Regions from separate parts of the Mus musculus genome. Here regions 1 and 2 are each linked to region 3. The links are chromatin loops, found by intact Hi-C in ENCODE. Cell type or tissue: left cerebral cortex. All regions are shown on one strand.

Evidence for each region. Peaks named below come from ENCODE experiments on the same cell type or tissue, not always from the same donor. Only the 100,000 strongest peaks of a DNase experiment are listed, where the experiment ranks them.
Region 1: a loop joins it to region 3, with 4 times the contacts of the local background. A loop is called at or near these places in 3 of 42 quality-filtered maps.
Region 2: it touches region 3 in a loop (3-fold over the local background); 2 of 42 quality-filtered maps call a loop at or near these places.

Annotation. Positions count from the first base shown.
Region 1 is chr11:93,807,788-93,815,787 of GRCm38, reverse strand. It overlaps Gm35148 (a long non-coding RNA gene), which reads left to right and starts at 7,433. Exons shown (of 4, transcript XR_388958.2): 1 at 7,433-7,455. In left cerebral cortex, a CTCF peak has its summit at 3,083 (motif pointing right); DNase peaks (open chromatin) are centred at 2,674, 3,103 and 7,186.
Region 2 is chr11:93,561,732-93,569,731 of GRCm38, reverse strand. The region is part of intron 5 of Car10 (carbonic anhydrase 10); the gene reads right to left. Among named protein-coding and RNA genes, the nearest start is that of Gm24856, 150 kb to the right of the region's middle. In left cerebral cortex, a CTCF peak has its summit at 3,797; DNase peaks (open chromatin) are centred at 382 and 3,797; H3K27ac peaks cover 3,557 bases.
Region 3 is chr11:93,758,303-93,766,302 of GRCm38, reverse strand. No RefSeq gene overlaps it. Among named protein-coding and RNA genes, the nearest start is that of Gm35148, 46 kb to the left of the region's middle. In left cerebral cortex, a CTCF peak has its summit at 3,053 (motif pointing left); DNase peaks (open chromatin) are centred at 1,097, 2,965 and 6,873; H3K4me3 peaks cover 342 bases; H3K27ac peaks cover 243 bases.

The DNA.
Region 1 (8,000 bases), 49 kb before region 3:
TTGTTTGTTTGTTTTTCTGACAGGGTCTCTCACTTGGAGAAACTGGCTGGCCAATGAGCTCCAGGAATCCTCTTGCCTCTCTGCCCTTCCTCCCAATCCCCAGTGTCTGAGTTTCAGATGTGTGCCGCTGTGTTGACTTTTAAGTGGGTGTTGGGGAATTGAACTCTGGACCTCATGCTTATATAGCAAGCACTTGACTTACTGAGCCATCTGCCTAGCATTAATATTTTTAGAAAAAGATTTGTTCTATTTTGTGCATATATGCATGAGTATGTTCATGTGAATGTTGTCCTTGTAGAGGTGTGTGTGTGTGTGTGTTCCCCTGAAGCAGGAGTTACAGGAAGCTGTGAGCCTGTGTGTGACATATGTGCTGGTAACCAAACTCTCTTAACCCATAAGCCATCTTTCCAGTCCTCCCATCCCTTTTCATTTTGTCTTGATATAGCATCTAACTCTATACACCAGCTTGGCTTGAAATTTAGTGTCTAGCCAAGGCTACCTTCCAATTTGTGGTCATCCTCCTGCCTTAGTCTCCAGAGTACTGAGATTACAGGCATGGGTCACTTTGCAGGCTTCTCAACAAATTCTTGTCCTAATAAAATAAAATAAAATAAAATAAAATAAAATAAAATAAGGGACCTTTAGGTAGAAGGAACAGTTGACCAAAGGTGTGGGCTTATCCCGAGGAAGAGTGGTGGCCAGGCTCTTACATGCTACGCTAGGAGCCCTAGACTCCCTTCTTCTCGGAGTGCCTCAGGAGTGTGTTAGCCGAGAAACCAGCCAAGGCTGGCTTTGTTTTAGAGGGGTTAGTCACTTCAAAGAAAGACTTGAAGAAAATCAGATTGAATAGAAGTTATTTGATCAAAGAGCTACTCGTGAATTGGACAGCACTCAGAACCAGAAGCAACTTAGAACTCTGCCCAACAGTGTGCGCGGAGAGCTTTTATAAGCTAATTGCCAAAGTACATTAGAGAGTGAGTCTGATTGGCTACGACAGGGCCTTGTCTGAGCAATTGGCTGTCCTCGACTGGGTAACGCTTGGCTGTTTGTAATTGACTGAAACTTGTCTATTTGTTGCGAACCAGGTACTCCTAAGCTAGGATTCATTCTGTTTATGTATGAGTGCAGGTTATGGCTTGTTCCGTTAGAAGGACGCAGGCTAATGACCTGTATAAGTTCAGGCTTTGGAGGATGCGCTGACCACAGCCTGTAGTGGGAGGGAACCACTCTCTCATCCACTCTTGCAGTGTGTGCTTCCTGGATGATCTGCAGTGATGGGTTTGAAGCAAGGCTATTCTTTGGAAAAAACTGGGTTGCCTTTTTAGAGTCAAAGGACCAACTGAGCAACTGGCTGACCCAACTGCCATCTTACCTACTGACCCCCCTCAGTTTTCTGAGGATTCTAGATGGACAAGGGTCTAATGCTACTTTCTGCTTATTATAGGATATAGACATTCTAAAGCAAACTTTAGACTTCCTAATTTCTGTCTGGCATTTCTTGGCTAGAGTAAATGAAGGTTGGGGCTAGATGTGAGATTTTCTTGAAGGGTTTTGGAAGGAACAAACAAGTGGCTTAATTGCCTCATGTTTGCTGTGAGTGCTCCAAGGAACTTTGGTCAGATTCCTGAAACTGGAGTCTACACTCCAGCTCACATGCATACCAGCAGAATGCCTCTGGTTAAGTATCTGACTTCCTAAGTCTCAGTTTACCTCCCTGCAAAATGAGGATGATAGCACCTATGTAGAAGATGAGGTGACAAGTCCATTTGAGGTACATCCTGTGAGCACGGACAAGGGAGGAAGTGCTTTCTTGTGGACCATAACGTCTGTTGGTAGTAGCAAGAATTCTTCCTGACTGGCTTCTCAGTGTGGGCATCGGCTGGGAGTGGCTCTCTGGATCTGGCCTTTCTATTCTACCTACTACTGTTGACCATTTTGTTTGGTATGTGTCATTCAGTATCTACAGGTGACAGAGGAGAAAGAGGAGCTGGGGCAGTGTGATGTGAAAGCTAACACTATTTCCCAAGAGTGATCTGCCCTCAACTGGATGAGTTTTTCTTTTCGTTCGACGCCTTTCTGGTTGGCAGTTAGCATCCTTGTTCCTCCTGAGTGGAGACTGTGAGAACTATCACAGCTGGAAGTGGGCTCCTTGGCAATGTTCTGGTGGCAAGGGAAAAACAGACAGAAAGTCAGAACCATTCAGGAGACACACTGCCGATCACCTGGGAATCCACAAGATCCTCCCACTCAACCCTGTATCTCTACAACTATCGATTCCTTCTTCCTATTCTCATGAATACTAGTTATACATCCTCTATCTAAACGTGCCTATTCACCCATTCATCATCACAGTGTGATGAACACACATGGGAATGTACATGGGGAACAAAGGGTTCCCATGTACCAGGCACTACGCAGTCTTTACAGATGAATTCATCTTCATGACATCACAAGAAGTGTGGTTTATTCTGTATTATCGTTGCCCGTATTTAGCCTGCATTATTTTTGTCTCTCTTCTCTCTCTCTGTTTCCAAGATTAAAAAACCCCAGATACATGGAGTTTTACCTTGTCTCAGATGAAGTAGGAAGTGAAGAGCCTGAAGGAGCCCTACTGTCACACCACCAGAGCCAACATTGCTTCTCAGCTTGTGGGTAACACAGAGAGACTTGTACCCTGCTATTGGAGTGACTAAGCACTCGTGCTGACTGGCTCAGAGTTCCCATATTTGGGGGTGATTTGTGGCTGATTTAAAGGTTTCAATGGTGTTTTAATTTTTAAACAACTCACATGCATCATTTTTTATAATGAAATAAAAGCGTTATTTGCACATAACCGCCGAAGCATATAATTTGCACCATGCAAAACAGCGAGCAGGAACTTTTAATTACTTTATCTTTTTGGTGGGCAAAGAAAAGAGCTCCGAGAAACAGTGGAAGGAAGGAAGGGATTAGACTTTGGCCGCCATCTCCTGGCACGCTTCAAAGGCCAGTCGTTTGCTGGAGTTCTTTGGATGTGTTCTGGTACTTCTGATGTGTTGTGGGGTTCTAATTTGCCTACTGGAGATGCCTGCTGCTTTGTCCCATCACTGCCACAAGATGGCAGTCATACCACAATGATGAATCAGCCCCCACCCTCCAAGAGGAATGTTGAGCATCTTCCCTGAAGGAAGACACACAGAGACAAAACGACGCAGCAGTTTCCATGGAAAGATGAGAGCCACAGTGCCACGGCAGTGGGTTATCTGTGATCTATGAAGTTCTTTATCCTGTGACTCGTGTAGGTTTGTTTTGCTGCATGGGGAATAAAATGATATTGGCTTTTGAGGTACAAAGGCCACAAGGTGAATCTAGGAGGCAGAGGCAGGCGGATTTCTGAGTTCCAGGCCAGCCTGGTCTATAGAGTGAGTTCCAGGACAGCCAGGGCTACACAGAGAAACCCTCCCTGCCTTGGGGGTTGGTGTTGTGGTTGGGGAGAAGAATAAGGCTTGGCCCTGGTTGGGCTGTTGTGGTGAAACTAGATAGGCGAAGGATGAATGGGGTGGAACACCAGGGCTCCCTGACTGCACTTCCAACCCCCACGATGCTCAGTGGGGGAGTGAGGGAAATTACTCCTGTGTCAGTTCTCACTGTCTGCTGGAATAGATGAAGTGTCAACTGCCATGGTGGAACACCATAGTTCATCTGCTCCCTCTCTAATCTAATACTTGCACTGGAGGATCTGACACAGCAAGAAGAAAGCTCTTTTCCATAGGGCACTAACTCATGTACAACACTTTAGAGTCTCCTCTATTTTTTTTTTTCCTAACTCACAGATTGGGAGAACCCTGAGAGAGAACACAGAAGTAGAAGCACACATGCGAGGTTTGCTGAGCAAGGCTCACTCTGTTCTACTGGCCAGACATGAGCGGCATGGCCTCACCTAACCCCATAGGAGGCTGGGAAATGTAGTTTAGTATGTGGCCAGGAGAGTAAGAAAATGGCCTTTGTGTAATGACTACATAGTCTCTGCTTCTAGACTCATCATTTCAGTCAACTATGGAGCTTGTCCTGAAGAAATAATCAGATTTGCGTGTACATCTGTGTGCCTGCACGAAGGTCTTCATTGCTGTTATTACAAAAGCCAGTATTTAGAATAAGATGTTTAGTGATAATGGATTAAAGATGGTATGGTCTATTTGAATAAAGGCATACTATACAGCTACCAAAAGTTGTGTGGTAAAAAAGTGTTGGGGCTCCACAGTCATCACGTGCCTTCATAAGTCACTATTGTTGCTTAATTAAGTCGTCACTGTACTTTATTAAGTCACCATGGTGTTTTATTACATCATCATGGTGCTCTATTGAGTCCTCATTCTTGTTTTATTAAGTCATCATGCTCTATTAAGTCCCCGGGATGCTTTATGAAGTCACTACTGTGCTTTATTGAGTCATCATTGTCTTTTATTAAGTCATCGCGGTGCTTTAGTAAGTCAGTGTGACGCTTTATTAAGTTACCATGGTGTTTTATTAAGTCACCATTGTACTTTATTAAGGCATCTAGTATTTTTTATTATTTATTAAGGTGATATATTAATTGTAATCACAGGCACTTCCAGGGTTTATGTGAACCTAGAAAAAAAGAATACAGAGGCATTATCTGTTTTCATTTAAATATTCTACCACCTAGGATCATGCACAACATGTTTATTTTGAATATAACCCCATGAAGTAGTCTCTCTGTATTTCTAGGAACACATTTCCCCAAAAGCAAAGTCTCTGATTGAATTATACCGCAGGCTCTGTTGGTGACTGTTTAATTCATGTCTTATCTCCCCGGCTCAATGTCTGACTCCTACCCTGAACCACAGCATCACAGGGCAACGGCTATGCTAGGCATCTTTACCTGTTCCATACACAGTGTGGAATCCAGAGTGGGTACTTGGTAAATATTTATTAACTCAAGTTGAATTGAGTCCAATAATGTCAAATGTAAGAAGAAGAATGAGAAAAGCAAGCAAGCAAGCAAGCAAGCAAGCACACACACACACACACGCCCGCGCACGCACGCGCACACACACAGAGTCTGTGTGAGAAGTTCACATAGGCCATTGAAAAGACTGTAAGAGAACACCTCAGCACGATAGGATCCTGTCATGCTCTTTTATTCAAAATTTCCCCAATCTTCCATTCCTTCTCCAGTGAATCATTTGCATAATCATTTGCAGCTATCATGTGCAGTCAAGATTAAAAGAAAAAGTCATACTTAAGTGAGGTTGCTGTAGGGACTAGAAAATGATTCTGATCCTGTGCCTTGGGGAATGAATTTGAGAAAAGGGTGGTCCCTGGTGGTGATGGACAGGATGGACCAACTGCTGCATTCGCCAGTGCCCAGACCCTTGTCTGAGAATGGGGACAGACTGGATGTGAGGGGCTCAGGGATCTAGCAGGGAGGGTTTCTGATAATGCTCACAGGGCGTAAACACATCGCTTCTCCATTCCAACAGGTGTCGGGTAGCCATTCCCTCTCAATGAAAACATTTCCTCTGAAGGAAGGAGGGTGGTTCAGGAGACACAGGAAGCTGGGAGGGTGTGGTGGTGTATACCTTTAATCCCAGCACTAGGGAGGCCAAGGCAGGCAAAGATTAGATTGAGGATAGCCTAGTCTACACTAGCAAGGTCCAGGACATCTAAGGCTACATAGTAATACTCCATCTCAAAATACACACACACAACACACGCACTCATGCACACCACTGCTACCACCACCACCACCACCACCACCACCACCACCACCACCACCACCACCCACCACCACCACCACCACCACAACAACAACTCAAAAGAACAAAAAAGATACAAGAAGCTCAGAAAGTTATAGCCTCAGGAGCCTTTTCTCTAAGGCATAGCAGCAGTGAGCAATTGCTGTTTTCTCTAAACAGCACTGAGAGGGCCTTTGATCACAAGAGAGGAAGGGGTCCACATGACTCCTCAGTGGAGCTGCTCGCCAGCTGGGCTGGGGGTGGGGTGGGGTTCAGGGATATCGTTTTTTTATTAGAAGGATTGAGGTTTTGGCTGCTACTGCAGCAGCAATCATTTCTGCTCCCGTGAATAACCCTTTCCCCAGGTTGACCAAGTTATACTTGGCTAGAGTAACTTCTTTGCCTAGTTGATGTTGGTGTCCTGTTTGGGGAGGCAGGATAGCTGAAGCACAGGCTGGGCAAGAGACTCTTGAATTCTTTTGGGAGCTTCTCCACCCTTCGTTAAGACTTGGTAATCCTAAACTGTAAGACACTGGTTAAATTCAACTTTTAGATGACCAGCAGGTAATAATCTTAGGATAACTGGGCCACACAAGCCTGCACTGTACGTAACACTAGCACAGGCAAGGACTTGGCTTTGGTGAATTACTTGGTGACTAATGGAACTACGTAGTCTGAACCCTAGGGCTTAGACTCTGCTGCCAGCCTGACCATAGAGCTCTCCTACCCAGGGCTGTTCTGCTAGTCTTAGAATGGTTTCTGAAGAATGTTTCTCCTGAAGAAGCCTGCCCAGGGTAGATCAGACCCTTCAGATTCATGTAGGTGTCTTATCAGGGCCTTTCTATCCTGGATAGGATCCTACTTTTCCTGGCTAACTCTGCTCTTGCTACTCTCTCCCCCAAGCTTGTCCTGTCTTGTGCTGTTCTGTTTTTGAGATTGTATTTTACACTATTGGCCTAGACTTCGATATGTAGCCCAGCTGGCCTCAAACTCATGACAATCTTCCTGTCCCAGCCCCCTGAGTGATGGGACTACAGGCATGTGCCACCACACCTGACTTCTCTAGGTTTGTCTCTCTCCTCAGGTCCTCAACAAGGTCACTGGTCCCCAGCCTCTTCCTGGTAATACATTTTCTAGACGTTAAAAAAAAATGTGCGGAAGCTATTCTGCCTTGAGTTGGGGAATAGCAAGCGATCTAGGGAGATAAGAGGATCATGGAGCAGGAAGGAAGAGACAATGGAGTCTGGGAAGCTAGGGCTGGAGGGGCAGGCTGAGCCTGGAGCCTTCATGGTGGGAGGCAGAAGCGTTTAAATCCACAGGCAAACAGAAGTGGAGGACAGGATTATCTCCCAGGGAATGAGGCGAACAGGTTCCGGAATGGAACACAAAGGGCTGGCATTGGTTCCAGCAGATGACACCCTCGATAGTCACAGGGTGAGTCCGCCTGCGGGAGCTGCCAAGAGCCCGGTATAATCAGAGGGAGCCCCATTCTCTCGTCCTCTGCTGCTCCCGCTGAAATCCAAATGCTTCCTCTGTGCAGAGTGTTGGTTTTGAAAAGCACGTTTTCACCGAAGGTTGCTGCATAAATTGTTCGTGAATGTGGAATTTCCTAGTTTTCAAAACACTAGGTCGAATCGAATGATATGGCATGGCCAACGAACGTCTCGCTGCTTTGGGCTTATAAAACAGGAATACGGCACACACACTGAGAGACAAGGTACACAGACACACAGTGCTGTATGCAGACTCTGTTATAAGGGGCTGGAGACCTGTTCTACTGTGGCCAGCCTTGTCAAAGACAACAGCTGGGGGCTGAGCTGGGGCGAGAGCATCTTCTGGAATTTCAGAATTTTAAAAACCGAACTGAAGACGTTCCCACTGTCTCCTCCTTGCTTAGTACTTTATTCTAGAGTCTTCTCTATGCCTCTTTGCTCCAGAAGACTCCTCCCCAAGCCTTGGTGTCACTCTAAGCACCCTTGGCACACCCCAGAAAGCCAGGGCAGAGTCCTGCTGGGGTCAAGTTCTCTGCTGCAAAATACAAATTAGTTCTGAAAACATCAGCCATGTTGAATCAGTTTGAATAAATATTACCATTGTCATCTTATATAAAAGCTATAACCATTGATAGGACATGCAAACCTTCTGATTGTCAATAGCCCTCTTGGAGTCAATGCTTTTTAACCATTGTTTGATGTTCAGGCCCCTGTGTCTTGTTTTCACTTCTGTTGCTGTGGTGAAATACCCAGATAAAAGCAACTTAGG
Region 2 (8,000 bases), 200 kb after region 3:
AGAACCTGGCTCAGGAGTTTGTTCTTTTAACATAATTACATTATGAGTAGGTTCTGGACCCCTTAAACAATTGAAACTGCTTCTCCTTCTCTGACTTTGAAACTTTCAGCAATATGACACCCTTAGTCACCGTGAAGCCACCCCAGGGACTATATGGTATAAGGCTTTATCCTCTTGCAGTTGTTTCTTAGGGGCTTATGGATTTGCTATTTTAGATGAAACTGAACTTGAAGGAGACATGACTTGTTAAGCACTCAGGACTGGGACTATCAGTGCTTGTAGCAGATGCACACCAAAGGCGTGACTGAGAAGACCTGCCTCACCTACACTTGGGCTTCAGTCTCCATCATGGAGGAAGGAGGGAGTAAGTCCTGATCTTCAGCTTGTCACGGTCCTCACTTGTTCAATGTGCACGTATGTCGGATGACTCACCTCTCACCTGCCTCTCAATGACGCAACAGGAACAGCGCTCCTCTTCTAAGGCAAGCTGAGGAACAATGCCAGGCTTGACTATACACTTCAATTGCCTGAAACGTGATACTTCATAACTAGCAGCACATACCAGTTCCAAGGCCATTAAATACACACAGTCTATCCACATGGACTGGCTCTAGAGAAGAAGCGGTGTTAAGCCAAGAGTCAAGAGGACATATTTTATTTTTCTCCTTGGGACAGTGTCTCCCTATGATGCTTAGCTTCGTCTTAACTCCCAGGCTTCAGTGAACCTCTTGCCTCATCTTCCTGGGTAAGTGAAGCAGTAGGCATGTGTCACTGTACTTGGTTGGCTAGGGACTGGAATGTGAATGATGTCTCTGCTACTCGTCAGTGGATGATGCTGATAAGTCAAAGCCCCATAAGATGTCAAGGTCTTTGTGTGGAAAATGTGGAGATTTTAGGAGCAAATTTTCATGGTTCAAAAAAAAAAAAAAAAAAAAAAAAAAAAAAAAAAAGCATGTCTCAGAGGAAGTATAGGATGTTGTCTACTGAGCATCCCTCAAAATAAATGGAATTGTGCTATATGTATCAAAGGTTCAGTAGGCAGCACACACATGTGGGATTGGACATGGGACTCATTGACATTGGCCTGGATTTTTCAGCAGAGGAGGCTAGGTCAGGAATCTGATTCAGTGATGTATTTGTGTAGGTCAAGAACAGTCCCCATCCTCCTGACTGTCAGTTGGTAGAGACCTTTCTTTGTCTTCTCCATTTGATGGTGACAGGCTCATATTAAAGCAAGAACAAACCAAACAGACTCTCCCAGTGCTGAGGACTGCCACCCAAGCCTTTCATCCCCTCAACACATACTTACTTGTGCTTGCTGTGTGCCAAGCAATGTGGGCATGCAGAGCTGAGAGAGGGAAAACCTGAAAAGCAGGAGGGGGCAGGGAGTACATATGTATAGCCCTGCCCCTGGGCATAGTGGAGTGAGAGGCAGTGTCAGAGACCAGAAGTTAAGGGTCATTAGGGTAGGGTGACTCCGGAGAAAAAGGCAGGGACAGTCCATATCCAGTCTTGAACATCCTGATGATAATAATTATCTTTAATGTAAGAACAATGGAAAGTTAACACTGCAAGTGTGTGTGTGTCTATATGTGTGTGTGTAAGGGATAGTGAGGAGGTATCAGGCTTACTTTTGGTATAGATCACTGAGCCAAAACCTACAGTGAGCATTCGAAGTGCCTTTACCTTCGAATATTCCTTTCTCACTATGGTGTCTAATGCTTTCAGAGATCACCTGGCTGACTCCTGGCAAACGTCCCTCCCTTCCCTTCCTAAGCTTGCTTATAAACCAGAGTCAGATCACCGAAATATAGTAGTACATCACATGCCATGAAGCTTGACAAGTTAAAAGTGATAAGGATATCTACCAAAGTATTATTATTTTTTAATGAATTTTTAAAATTATTATTATTCTTTAATCTTTTTTTTTTTTTACAGTCCAGCCATTATTCACTTCTTGGTCCACCCTCTGACTGCTCCTCATCCCATTCTTCCTCCCCCATCTCCAAGAGGATGTCCCCTAGGTTTGTAACACATCCTTGGACTCCAGTTTTAGTCTTTGCTGATCTGCCAAAGTATTTTAATAATCAAAGAGATCCCATTAGTATTGATTTTTGAGGCAGGGTCTCATGTGGCCCGGGCTGGTTTTGAACTTACTTTATAGCTGATGATAACTTTGGACTTCTGATTCTCCTGCCCTTACCTCCCAAGTGCTGGGGTTACAGGTATAGACCACCACCTGTAGGGATTAAATCCAGGGCTTTGTATATGAAGATGAGCTACTCTATCAAGTGAACTGAATCTCCAGCTCATAATTTATTTAGTGACATTTTTCTTAATAAAAACATAACACACAGATTTGGGGAAATGGGAGATGCCCAACCAAGCTTCTGAAAAACAAATGGGAAATTATTAGCTCGTTCCAAGAAATGTGATGTGGATCATCCAATTATTGGAAAACAAATGTCAAAACTCATCAAGAAAACCCTCCTAGTCACATGGACAAGCCCAAGAGCGTTAATGCAGAAAGCAGGGGTCAATCCAGGGATGGCCACATGAATCAGGGTCTGTGAGAGCGTTAGAAATGAAACCAAAGGCTGGAGGACACCAGGGTGTGTGACAAAATACTGAAGAGGGCATGAGGCACATGGGAGGAGGAGGGGATTTTGAGTTCTGACAAATGCACTTATGGGCTAATAATCCCAGCCAGTGAACAGTGTGTGACTGTCCCATGTACTATAAGGCCTTTGATTGTATACCCTTCCTGATAACTGTCTACATTTGCCCCATCACAATTTCAATACCAAGTGATGTCCATAAAAATTCAAACCCTTGTAAGATGTAGGTATGTGTGTATATGTGTATGTGTGTGTGTGTTTGTGTGTGTGTGTGTGTATATGTGTATGTCTGTATGTGTGCGTGCATGTGTGAGTATGTGTGACCGTGTATATGTGTGTGGTTTTTGTGTGGGGTGTGATATGAGTCTGTGTGAGTGTATGTATGTGTGTGTAACTGAATGTGCATATATGTGGTTTATGTTTGTGAGCAAGTGCATGTGTGTTATGAGTATGTATATGAGACTGTGTGTGTAAGTGTGTGGTGTATGTGTGTGTATATGTGTGAGTGAATGTGTATGTGGTTTGTGTGTGTCTGTGTGTGTTATGAGTGTATGAGTATGTGTGTGTGTGATGTGTATTATCAGTGTATGTGTGGTTTGTGTGTATGTGTGTGTGTATGTGTGTGGTGTGATATTTGCATGTGTATGTGTCAGTGTGGTGGTGGTGGTGGTGTGTGTGTGTGGTGTATGTGTATGTGTGATTGTATGTGAGTTTGTGTGTGTGTGTGAGTGTGTGAGTGTATGTGTGATTGTATGTGTTTGTGTGTGTGTGTGTGAGTGTGTGTGTGTGGTGTTGTGCAGCAGGAACAGTTCATTAGTTTCCATATCTGTAGATTATAGGAACCACAGAGCTCTCAGGATGCACGTCTGTGCTCTGCATTTTCATATGGAGTCAAGCCAAATGGCCTTAGATGGGGGAGGTCCTTCCAGCTGCACCCCCTTGTATTCTGATTATCATCGATGCCTGCTCATTGCAGAGTGTGGCTAGTTTCAGTGAATTTTGTTTTGTTTGCCTCTAAGAGGTGAGTATGGGCTGACAGTGGTGAGAGGAGACAGAAGGCAAGAAAGCCAAATTATTTTCGCCATCCTTCAGGGAACTCCAGATGGTGCCCTTGTCTCAGGCTCCCAGAATACACCCTGGGAGAGGAGTGGAGATAGCATTTTGCTGACAGCATTTGGGAAGAGGCGTGTGGACAGTCTATATTAAGACTTCAGCATCCTTCCAAGCCTGTCTGTGAGCACGAAACAGCTCTGTGGTGTTACTTGGAAACCACTGGGCCTAATCTCTCTGGGGGAAGATCACAATGTGTTGTCTTTTCATCCTAGTCCTGTGATTGAGACCCAAGCATTCAGCAAGGGCTTTCCCCAAATGTCATGGCTCTGCCTTGGGACTACTGTCATTTACCAAGGAGAAGGCTGTTTCTACCAGAACAGGGTTGACCAGTGAATGGGTAGGGTCGGCAGCAAGGGTCTCTCTCCTTCCTATAGTCAGTATGGGGCGTTCCCAAGGTGGGAAGGCACTGTGTGGTTTTCACCCATAGAGAAGAAGCAACATTCCTTCTGAACCAAGCACTGTGTTGGGAAATGGCAGTCAACATGGGGAACCAGCCTTGGCCTCAAGCAGTTCTAGGCACTTGATGGATAAAACAGCTCATACTCGAGGGCCTTGTAATTATGAGGTTTCTTCAGAAACTCCCTCCTTAGACCCACACAATAACCCTGCTGAGAATTAGGCCAGAACGCTTTGAAGCATATACCAAACAAGAGAAGAAACAAAGGACCCATATTGACTTAGCTGTTAAACAGTGACTTCTAGACTTGAACACAAGTCTCCTCTTCCCAAGCACAGTCGCTTGGTAGCTTGAGACTTTGTTGCGATTGGCCTTTCATCTGATATGCCCCTCTCCACCCTGTATCCCCACATCTCATCTTCTACTTAGGGAAATTATAATGGATCCCAAGTCTTAAGAATTCCCCATGGGCTAGTGGGGTCCCAAATACTCTCCAGATGTCATCTCATCCATTTCTCACAACTGATGTTCAGGCAGACATCGTCCTTCCCATGACACAGGTGTGGATCCTGAAGCTAGGGAGGGGACATGGTTATGCATTTCTGATTTACCAGGGAATGCTGAGAATCTTTGGGTCATTCTAGACCACATTTCCTTTTCTTCCTGAATGTTTGGGACACCAGTCAAAATGTGTGAACTTTGAGGAGCCATTTCTCTTGCTAAGTGCTGGTGAAGAGATTGAAGGATCTCTGAGCTCTATTCTACCGTGCTTTTCTCTGGCTCTGTCCTGCCTATATTCCCCACAAGTCCCTGAGAACTGATTTCAGATCCACAGTGAAGCGTCATCATCATCATCATCATCATCTGCAGCAGCAGCAACAATGGCAACAACAACAACAACAACAACAACACTACCCAATATTATGGAGCCAGCTCTGTGAGCCAAGACTGGGCCAGTCACATCCCATAAACAATTTCACTTAATCCTCACAAAAGCCCATGTATGAGAACCTTATCACTACCTTTCATTTACAGAGAAGGAAACTGAGGCTGGGAGATGTTAAGTAAGGCATCTAAGTGACAGAGTTCCCTGAAGGATGGCGAAAATAATTTGGCTTTCTTGCCTTCTGTCTCCTCTCACCACTGTCAGCCCATACTCACCTCTTAGAGGCAAACAAAACAAAATTCCCTAGAACTAGCCACATCCTGCAATAAGCAGTCAGTGATGATAATCAGAATACAAGGGGTTGCAGCTGGAAGGATCTCCCTCATCTAAGGTCATTTGGCTTGACTCCATATGAATATTCAGGTCAAATGCCCGATGCATGGAACAAAGGGTTTAACTGTTAAGCAATATAGTCGCCCAATAACTGTAAATGCCCTGAGTCTTGGAACTATCAAGGGACTCAAGGCAGAGGCCAAAGACACACACCCACCCACTGTGGATGAGACCTCCTACATTAGAGGACTTTAGTTCATAACAGCTCTGTGGGACAAGCCACAGGCCCACTGTGCCCTCTCCTCAGCAACATCTGACAGGGGTCCTAGCCCAGGCTTCAGTGAACCTTCTGAGGCTTGGTATAAGGCTCAGTGGTGAGTGTTTTGTTTGGTTTGTCCAGGGTAGCTGCTACTCCATATGTGTACTAACTCTGCCTTGAAGCGCTGACCAGGAGCCAGCATCTTGTGTTTTCCAGATAATACCGTCTCCTTCCTATCTACAGGTCCGCCTGCCCTGAACTGGCCAGTTCCAAGTCTTCCACAGCTCTGCAACAACTTCTTTTTCCTTTACATGTTCTCACTCCTCTGATAGATACAGCCTATTGCGGGAGTGGGGCTCCGTGCTCCTCTCTGCGCATGCCTAGTTGTGTCATACATGTTGCTGGTCTTTACCAGTGATCACCAAAAGCTCCTTCTAAACTGCCATCTTCCCCAGGCTGGCTTTCTGGGTTGCTCTGCTGAGTTTATTCTTATCTTCCTTTCCAATTGAAAGTTGTAAGGATTATGCAAATTAATATACACAAACACTCATCGATTGGCTGTGCAGCAGGAACTCGAGGATCTAAAGTTACTCTTTGCCCCATATTTAGTAGTACCCCTCTCTCCAGATAAATTCTTTTAAAGTTTCTCATACATACACATTCACTGCTACCTGCCCCCCCCCCCAAGATGGCTTGATGCAGAGAACACGGGCTATGAGGTTCATTAGCTGTATGCTGTTTCAGTTAGTATTTGTAACAAATTGGGTGAGGGGCAGCTACCCTAAATCAAAGGAATGGGATTGCTAACACTTACTGAGTCCTGCACTACCTGTCAGACTATGTATTTGTCATTTTATAAACATTATCATATTTTACCCATATAATGAATACTGTCGAAGGCTTGATTATAACACTTAAAAATATTGACATACAATATTTATACATATTAATACGTGTGCAATATATTATATATACATATTAACATATATTATATATAATAATATACATATTAACATGTATGTATATATAATAAAATAGAATATGTGTATACACTGTATAATAACCTAATCAGGGTAATTAGCATCTCAAATGTTTTGATAATGGGAGGGTCTCAGTACATTGCCCAGGTTGATCTCGGACCCCTGAGCTCAAGGAACGTCCTGTTTCTGCTTCCCAAATGTTTCCTATAATAACATTTTCATCATCTCACTGTCTTGCTTTTTCGTTTTTCCTGGAAGTCAAAGAGCTAGCTCTGAGCTGAGAGCCCTGCTCCAGAGCTGAACTTTTAACTGGAAGCCCCAAAGAAAGAGAAATCTAGATTCCCTGCTTTCAGAGTTCCCTTCAGCCTTACAGGAAGGAAAGACTGGAAGAACTGGAGGACAAACAGGAAGAGAAAGAGCCATTCATTGTATGACACTCATGTCAGGGCTATCTGCCCAATTCTGCCTAGAAGAGCTGAACTGAAAAGAACTTCATTTGGCTGGATTCCTGGCCCTCCTTCCCTTCTCCCCCAATAGTTACAATAAATACTCCAATGTCTAGCTGCTTGGTGGTGGGGACTTCCAGAGCCCTTTGTAGGCTGGGAGACTTGGAAGGAGAATTACAACATCTGAGGCTATACTGGTTCAACCTTAGGCATGTCTCAGAGACAAAGACTTGGGACTCTCCTAGGCTCAGACAAAACACACCCCTCTCTTGGCCCCTCTGAGGTCCATAGTTTGACCTTAAAGGTCTGTGGAATAGGAAGGACACCAGAAAGAGACATTCTTTGCTTTTTCAGTCCTTGGATTAATTAATGGATTGAGCCAGGATGAGAACAGAACCAAACAACCCAAACCTTAGTTACAGCTCTGAGTCTCTTTGGTGTTCCTTTTCCTGTGCCACTGAATAAGGACCCATGATGCCAAGGCTAGTCCAAAGCAATCTCACGTGGTTGTACTGACCACTGGGGAGCAGGTCACTGTGCCTAAGGCTGGGAGACTTAGGGACACCCATGGCATTTTATACACCAAATCTTAGCCCACCCCAGGCCAGGTCAAACTACCTGTTCTGCAACTCTGAACTCAGATTGAACCTCCTCCTCCCCTTCCCCGATCCCCTCCCCTTTCCCCCTCCCCTTCCTTCCCCTCCCCTTTGACACTGCACTCTTATCCCAGATGTGTACATGTGACCTTACAAGTATACATCTTCCTTTGATCCCGCTAGTCATGAAGTCCTGTGGCTTTTACTATAGTAGCCGGTGGGTCTCACACCTGTCCCTCTGCTCGTTCCTGGCCTCCTTACTGCCAGTGCTACCACACTGATTCAGTTAATCTCATCTGTATTACTGTATAGCCTCCAACCTGGCTTCGTGGTCCCCTGAGCCTTTACCCTTCCATAACAACCACTGGGGTG
Region 3 (8,000 bases):
AAGTTTATTTTAATGAGGTCAGATAACAATTTTTTTCTCAGTAGCAATGTTCATTGACTTCTAGGGGTGAACTCTTACTGTTGACTCTACTGCTACTTCTCCAAGTATTGAGTACCTGTTTGTGGGGAATGGGGAGAGCTGATGTTGAAAACGATCAGCTTTGGTGTTGACCAGCAGCAGCCTGTGGTTGAGGAAGGGTTGGGCACATACATGTGCGTGTCATCGTTTGGCCAAGTTGTCCTTGTGAAAGCTGTCCTCTGCCGTCTCTCATCCAGCCACCAACAGAATGTCTACAGGTCCTGGTGTGGTTGCACTTAGTGTGCCAGCCTCTGTGCTATCTCTTGGGGAAGGTGATGGATGCCATCAGTCTCGTGGTAAGGATGTCAGTAGCAAAATTTAGAAAATACAATGGACTGAAGGAAGAGCTTTGCCTGACATGTACCTTGCTTACCAGAATGTCGAGGCAGAGACATGGATCGTGAAGCCTAGGAGGGGCTGAGAGGAGTTTTGGGAAGTTAGTGGCCAGACGTTTTCTAGTGTGCTAGCATCAGCTAAATGAAGAAGGATGTTGGAAAGATATGGATGATGAGCTTGGTTGAAAGCCGAGGTGATGGAAAATAAGGAAGTAGCAAATGAGAGCCTTGTCTGGGTTTTGGCTGGAAATGTGAGAGGTGGAGGAGGAGCTAGGGGGAGGTGCCAGGTGATGAGGGTCCTGACCGTTGTGCTGAGGGACCAGGGCTACCTTTAGTACAAGTGTTTGGCAAAGTTCCATCCCAGCTATCTTTACATCACAACCACCTGCAGTGGCGGTTAGAAATCCAGACATTCTGCACTGGAGCCTTCGAAGAAGACACCGAGAAACCTGCATTTTAAATAAGCCCTCAGGATATTCTGCTGGTGCCTGAAGTTGAGAAGGAGATAAAGAGCCATTGAAGAGTTTCTCGAGTGGCTGAATCTGTGCTTTAGACAAGTCTCCCTGCAGCGGAACATAGGGCAGGAAAGATAAAGAAAGGCAGGAGTCCACTTGGGAGCCACTTGAAATAATACCGTGGGTGGCTGAGGATGAGCTGACCACGGAAGAGTGAGGCAGGATGCAGAGACACTGCTACGGTGTCAGAAGCAGCGATCTGGGAGGGAACATTGAGACAGCTGTCTGAGAGCTAGCTAGCAGGATGTCTGCATATACAGAGCGTGTGGACAATGCCCGTGTGCTCATACAGAGAGTGAAAGACACTGTTCTCAGTTGTAAAAGGAAAGATGTTCGAATTTTATGAAGAAGTCATACTTAATATGACACTGAGTGATTTTAATTTAATTTAATTTTTGAACTAGGGGGATAGAGTCTTACGTTACCAGCCTAGCCTTGAATGTGGTTGAAGATGACTTTGAACTTCTAGTCCTCCTGCCTCTACTTCCCAAGTTCTGGGATTTCAGATGGGTGTCACCACCCATCTGGTTTTTTATGTACTATTGGGGCTCGAACCTGGGGCTTCATACATGCTGAGTCATATTTATAGCCTACACGGAGCAATTAAAAATTATTTTCAAGAACTTTTATTGCGTCCATGCATTTATTTATTTTGTGAGTGCATGCACGGGAGTGTGGATGTGTGTGTGTGTGTGTGTGTGTGTGTGTGTGTGTGTGTGTGTGTGTGTGTGTATGTATGGGCACATATGCCGTGGCAAAAGTTGGTTCTCTCTTTCTACTACGTGGGTTCCAAGGAGAGAATTCAGGACATCGGCATGAACCTGATGCCAGTGTTGAAGTGGTGGGACTTGAATTCTTTTTTACCTCAACCCAAATCTAGTTTTCTCCTAGGACTTCATTGCTAATAGATTGTGTTTAGCATTCCAGATACCTCCCCATATATGCACATACATAATTCTATGGATGCTCATAGTTTTATTCTATGTCCTCTTGCTTGCCTTTTGTAGATGCATGTGATCTGTGCATGAGTTACATATAACTGGAGCTGGGTGTGGTGGTGGCTCACACTTGTAATTGGCCTTCTGGCATCTGGGACAAAAGGTGCACGTTGCAGTGCCTGGATTGATTCGTTCTTTTTAAAGGGCTACATGGTCCTCTCCCAGCACTGGTTTCTCCTACCTCTCATGCAAAGGTTCTGAATTTAAACATAGACCTATTTCTCTGTAGGCTCCCGCTGACTCTCAAGCCAGGGGTTTCCTTCTTATTCTCCAGCCTTTGCACTCAGTGCAGGTTAACTTCCTCTTGGCAATCAGACACTCTCCCTCTCCCCCTCCCCCACTCTGTCTCTCTCTCTCTCTCTCTCTCTCTCTCTCCCTTATGTAGCCCCCAATGGCGGTGAATTTGTGATTCTCTTCCCTCAGCCTCTTGGATGCTGAGATTGGAGGTACCCACTTATGTTTCATGAGAACAAACAGATTGAGACCTGTACCTTATCCCTGAGGGAGGGAAGCCTCCATGGGGAAGGCTTTGTGGTTCCCACAAAAGGCAGGTTGATCTCTGCGCCCCCCCCCCGCCCCCGCCCCCGCCCCCCCCTCCCCCCCCCCCCCCGCCCGCCTGTGCCCCTGAAATCCTGAGCGTACTTCTTATTTTGGGAGCACACCTTCAAGCTGAGCATTCTCTCTCACTTACTGCTCAGTCTACTCACAGGAAGCACTGGAGAGGGTTCACTGGAAGAAAAAAAAAAGTACTTGAGAAAGGATTTGGAAAAACATGTTTCTCATTTCAGCTGTTGAAAGAGACATGAAGGTGACAGATTCGTCCCTAGTGCATCTCTTCCGGAGGACCTCTCAGAGGTGACTTGTAACCACACCGGCCAAGGCGATGATTTATTGGTTGCAAATAATTGGAAGGTCCTTGTGAACCATGGAACGAGGGTTGTCGTGCCACCACCGGCTTCTCCACCCACATGCTAATGGAAGAGCCGCGTGGGTTTGCCTAATTGAAACAGTCAGGGTGGAAACCGCTGAAAAACCTGCTGCTTCTATTTATTCTCTGGGTTTCTATGGAGAGAGGCGTGCTCCTATAGGCGATCCTTTAAAGTAGGATGCGCGAGGAAAACAGCCCCCTGGTGGTGAGGGAGGTACCTAGGCTCCGTGGAGTTAGTGGCTGGGTTTGCAGGAGTGTCCTGTGGTTATGTGAAGGGGAGGAGAAATGGACTTTACACTCAGTGGGTTGAAGGAACAGTCGTTTTAGTTATAAAATAACAAAAGCTTACACGAATTTAAAAAAAAGAGGGCCTGTTGTACTCTATTCACGGTCTTTCTCCTCAGGAAACACTGAGGTGGCAGAATGCTAATGCAGTCCTTCTTGTTTTCCTACTGGGGTACAGGGAGGTTAGAGGGGCTGCCTGAGGGCATCAAGGAGCAAGGGCAGGAAGACAGCAGACTGGCCATCGAAGGTCCTGGTTTAATTTATTATGGGATGATCAGTTTTCGACACTTTGACTGAGCTGACAGAAATGGGAGCAGAAGTCTCATGGTCAAGGGCTTCTCTCGAAGGGTTTCAGTGTCTCATATCCCACTGTGTGACATCATGGGCATCCTAGAAAATAGCCTGTGTACTCTTCTGGGTCAAGACCTAGCATGATTTTCCTCCCTCCTTCTCTTTCTTGGTCCCCTCCCCACTCTTTTCCCATGCAGCCCATACCGGCCTCAAAGGCACTATGAAACCAATGCTACCCTTGAATACTTTAATTCTCCTGTGCCTACCTTGTGAGTGTTGGGACGAGAGGCCTGCCCATCTGTGTTCCATTTCTTTCTTAACAGAGAGGAAGGCACAGGACTATTTTTGAGATGGATTTTCACTTTGTTGCCCAAGCTGGTCTTGGACTCTTGAGCTCAAGTGATCCTCTTGACCCAGGCTTCTACATGTCGAGATTAGAGGTGTGAACCATCATGCCTGACTCCAAAATGCATCTTAAAAGGAAGCTTTTGGCTGTCCTGAGATGGAGGGAGATATCTTTGAAGTGGTGTGATACACTGTAGCCAGGGGAGGGTTTTGTTGTTGTTGTTTTTTGTTTGTTTGTTTGTTTGTTTTTTAGGACAGGAGACAAGGTCCTGTCTAGAAGACTCAGGAGAGGCGAAAGGAGCACTAATTACTAGCACAAGGCCGAGCAGGCTTGGGTGTGGTGTGGATGGAGCAAGGCAGCTCTGATGTTGTGAATGGAGAGAAGATGTGTAGACTTCACCTACAGTGTTACTGGCTGCATGGCACAGGGACAAGATCGCATTCTGGAGGGGCCAAGAGAGTGTAATAGGGTGATAGCATGTTTTAAACACGTCCTTATCATGTCTGCAATGTTCATGGTGCATCTCAGTTTGCAAAGGCTTCAGTGTTTCATTTAATTAGAGGAAGAGGAATTCCGCCACAATTATTACTTGGGAGGTTCGCGCATGTCTCTGTGCACGGTTGCATTTTGGAAGAACTCTTCGACTCTGCTCAAGTTTGGGATGTAAATCCTCCCTAATTTTTGGGTTAGCTTATGTCCTTTCTTTTTTATTTAAAAAAAAACTTTGCTTTTTCACAATTTCATATGTACATAAAATGTACATATTTTGATCATAATCCTCTCATTATCTTTTTTTTTTATTCTCTTCTCCTCTCGCTGAAATTCTATATCCCAACAAGTTTCCCTCCTACTTTGTCTTTTTTTAATCTGCTCACCGCATTTGATTAGGGCTGCCTGCATAAGCAGGGGTGAGGGGTTACTTATTTGAGCAAGGGCGACTTACTTGCGACTAGACTACTGAGAAGACAACCCACTCTTCCCCGGCCACCATTAACTTGCCTGCAGCATCTGAGGGAGGGGTAGGTTACTGTGAACCCCTCCCCATCCATGATGGGATGCTGGTTCCCCTAGACGTGTGCAGGTCGGGTACCGCTAGCCACAGCTGCTGTGAGTCTGAAAGTTTAACTAACCCCCACCCCACACCTGGAAGTCTAGCCAAAGATCTTGAAACAGAATGGTAACAGGCATTTTCCTGTAAATGGCTCTGAGAGAAGTCTACAGAGAATAATTGGGGAGCAAGGGCTGTGCTCCCTTTTGGTGAGAGTGAGTACCTGAGAATGACCCTCGAAAGGGGAAACACTAACTCTCTGGCAAAGATACTCAATGGAGAGGCATTCTCCTACTGATGGCTTCTCTCCTGTCTAACCCTACTAGCCTTTCATTTGTATCTCTTTCCTGTAGGCATTCTGTGTTTGGAAGTCATACAAACCCATAGCTATTTCTTTTAGTAAAAGGATGAAGGATTTCCTTTGGCTCATCCATTCTCCCCTTATGCTTGAGCTGTAAGATTTGGATGAAGAGTGGAGAGGGTCATATGATCATAAGTGGCCAACTAGACTCACTGAATTCTTTGGTTCTAGGGAGTGACTCACTGGTAGATATGTGACTGGGATTTTGTTAGGGCTCTAGAGAAGGGCTCTCTTTCTCTCTCTTTCTCTCTCTCTCTCCTGTGGCTTTGAAAAGACACTGGGAAAATTAGAGGTCCTCACCACCATCATCTGCTTCACTTCCATGAGGGAAAAACTTTGAGGAAGAGACCAATCAATGTCTCACAACCTAGAGAAAGAAACTAGTTTTTTAAAATTTATTTTTCTCCATGTGTTTGTTTGTTTGTTTGTTTGTTTACTTTTTTCCTGGCCCCACTTGCTCTGGCCCTAATTGCTCCAGCCATATTTTATTTCATATAGGTGGGTATACTGTAGCTGACTTCAGACACAGTAGAAGACGGCATCAGATGCTTATTACAGATGGTTGTGAGCTACCATGTGGTTGCTGGGAATTGAACTTAGGACCTCTGGAAGAGCAGTCGGGTGCTCTTAACCACTGAGCCATCTCTCCATCCCCAAACTAGTTTTTTTTTTTTTTTACGTCACCAATTGAGCCCCTGCATCAAGCTTTCCTACCGTTTCCCAGTAGGAAACAGATGTGTTTTCAGACTTTGCTGAGGGGATGTAAAAGAGTGGTCTGTTCACTCCAAACAGGGAAAGGAGATTGTTCCACTGACTCACGACAGCTATACTGCAGAGAATCCCCCCCCCCCCCCCCAGTCAAGTTTTTACCTTTATATAGTTTCGGTCATGTTCAGCTGGGGCAGGAAGGAGTGCTGATTGAAATCTCAGAGGAAGGTCTTGTGAAGATTTTGTGACCCTCTCTCTACTTCTTCAAGAGGGAATGTTAACAGCCTCATTACCATAGACTTAGCTCTCTGCTGTCTAGCTCTGTTCATCTTGTTGCCGTGACTGTGGGCAAAGGTCTCTGCTTCAGGACGGGGTTGATCATATATTAAACCTAAAGGAAACAGCTGTTCTACAAGATGGAACACTCAGAAGGCACACTTGAGGAAGGAATAATGGCATTGTTCACAGAGGGGGAAAGGGATGAGATCATATAGGGAAGCACCTACTGACCAGCAGCAGTGGGAACCTATTAGCATCCTCAGACCCTCAGGGGGAGAGAGCCCTGCTACTAGAGACAGACAGGAGTCCAGCTGTGGGAGAGGTCTGTTGGCCATCCTGGAAGGTGGGCAGTCGGGTTTAAGGCAGGGAGGGAAAGGAATGGGCTTGCAGGAAGCCAATACTCTTACTGTTCCCTTTGCTTCGTTTCCCATCCTCTGCTGGCATGGATGGACAGCACTAAAGCTAGAGATGGAGGCCAGTCTGTTGGCTGTGAGGCAGGGTAGAAAATCTGAGGTGGAAGAGAAAAAACAGCAGAGAGATGCTCTTGAGTTCTTTTAGAATTGCCAGTTTAGAGAGCCAACGGTGCTCCTTTTTTTTTTTTTTTTTTTTTTTTGGTATAAGCCAGCACTGGGTTGTTGTTCAGTTTCATGCTGCCAGACTCCTGTGTGATACACATGTCTTACTAGCTAGCTCTTGTTATCTTTACTGGTTATGTCATCTTCCTGACTAAGTGTGAGTTCTTTGAGAGTCAAGACTCATTTTATATTTCTGTCTTCTCAGTAGATTGTCTGTCATGTTTCTGGCAGGTGCCTAAGAAATACTGTTGAATTACACCGAATCCTAGGCAAAAGGAGAGGCTGGTGTGGGGATGAAAGGCTTGGTTGCACTAGGGTGCTTGGTTGCAAGGTGGTGGCCTTCCTGAGCCATTTAACGCTGTTGGCTGCAAGGAAGGCTTGAGTTCCTGGAAAAGGAGCTGGGGCAAATGTGTGGGTATAGGCTTAGACGTTTCCGAATCTGCTTTAATTAGGGTTCTCAAACACTTCAACAACCTCCTTCTAGCCCACCTCCAAAGGTGGGGAGAACAGATGGCAAATAGGAGGACAAGGGGATGTGAATCTGTGTAGAAGTAGTTTTTTGGGGGGACTCCAATTTTCATTGGACAGGATACCAGCAGTCCAGTTCAGTAGTGTCAGGATACCAACAGTCCAATTCAAAAGTTTAACCAACCATGATCAGCAATGGCAGTACAACCCAGCTGAAACCACCAGTACTCCACTGAATTGGCCTGAGTCAGAGAGAGGGAAAGATCAGAACCAGACAGGACTCCAGAAGTTCTTTGCCTTACCTTTCTCAACGGGGTGAAGATCAGCAAAGACTCAAGACCAATGAATTTCGTTGAGTCTTATTTATAGTCTCTCCAAACATCACGTGCCCTCACATGGGTCTTGCCTCAGCAAAACACCACGTGAATCTGTCTCAGCAAAACATCATGTGAGTCTACATCACATGACACAACCAGAAACTTCCACTTCATGTGGGAAGTTGGGAGGGGAGGCAACCACCATGGGCACCGATGGGTAGGGTCGCCAAGGTGAGATTTATCAGGGGAAAATGAGGCACATGTTCAGCAGAAAAACCTAGGACGGAAACTTGGGGTTAAAAGCACTATTATGAAGCAAGCTTTGGTGGTATGTGTCTGCAATAGTAGTACTTGGGAGACTGAGGCAGGAGGATTGTTGTGAGTTTCAGGCCAGCCTGAGCTACACAATGGGTTCCAGGAAAGTCTGGGTTCATGAGTGCGAGCCGTCACTAAGACACACGGACTCCA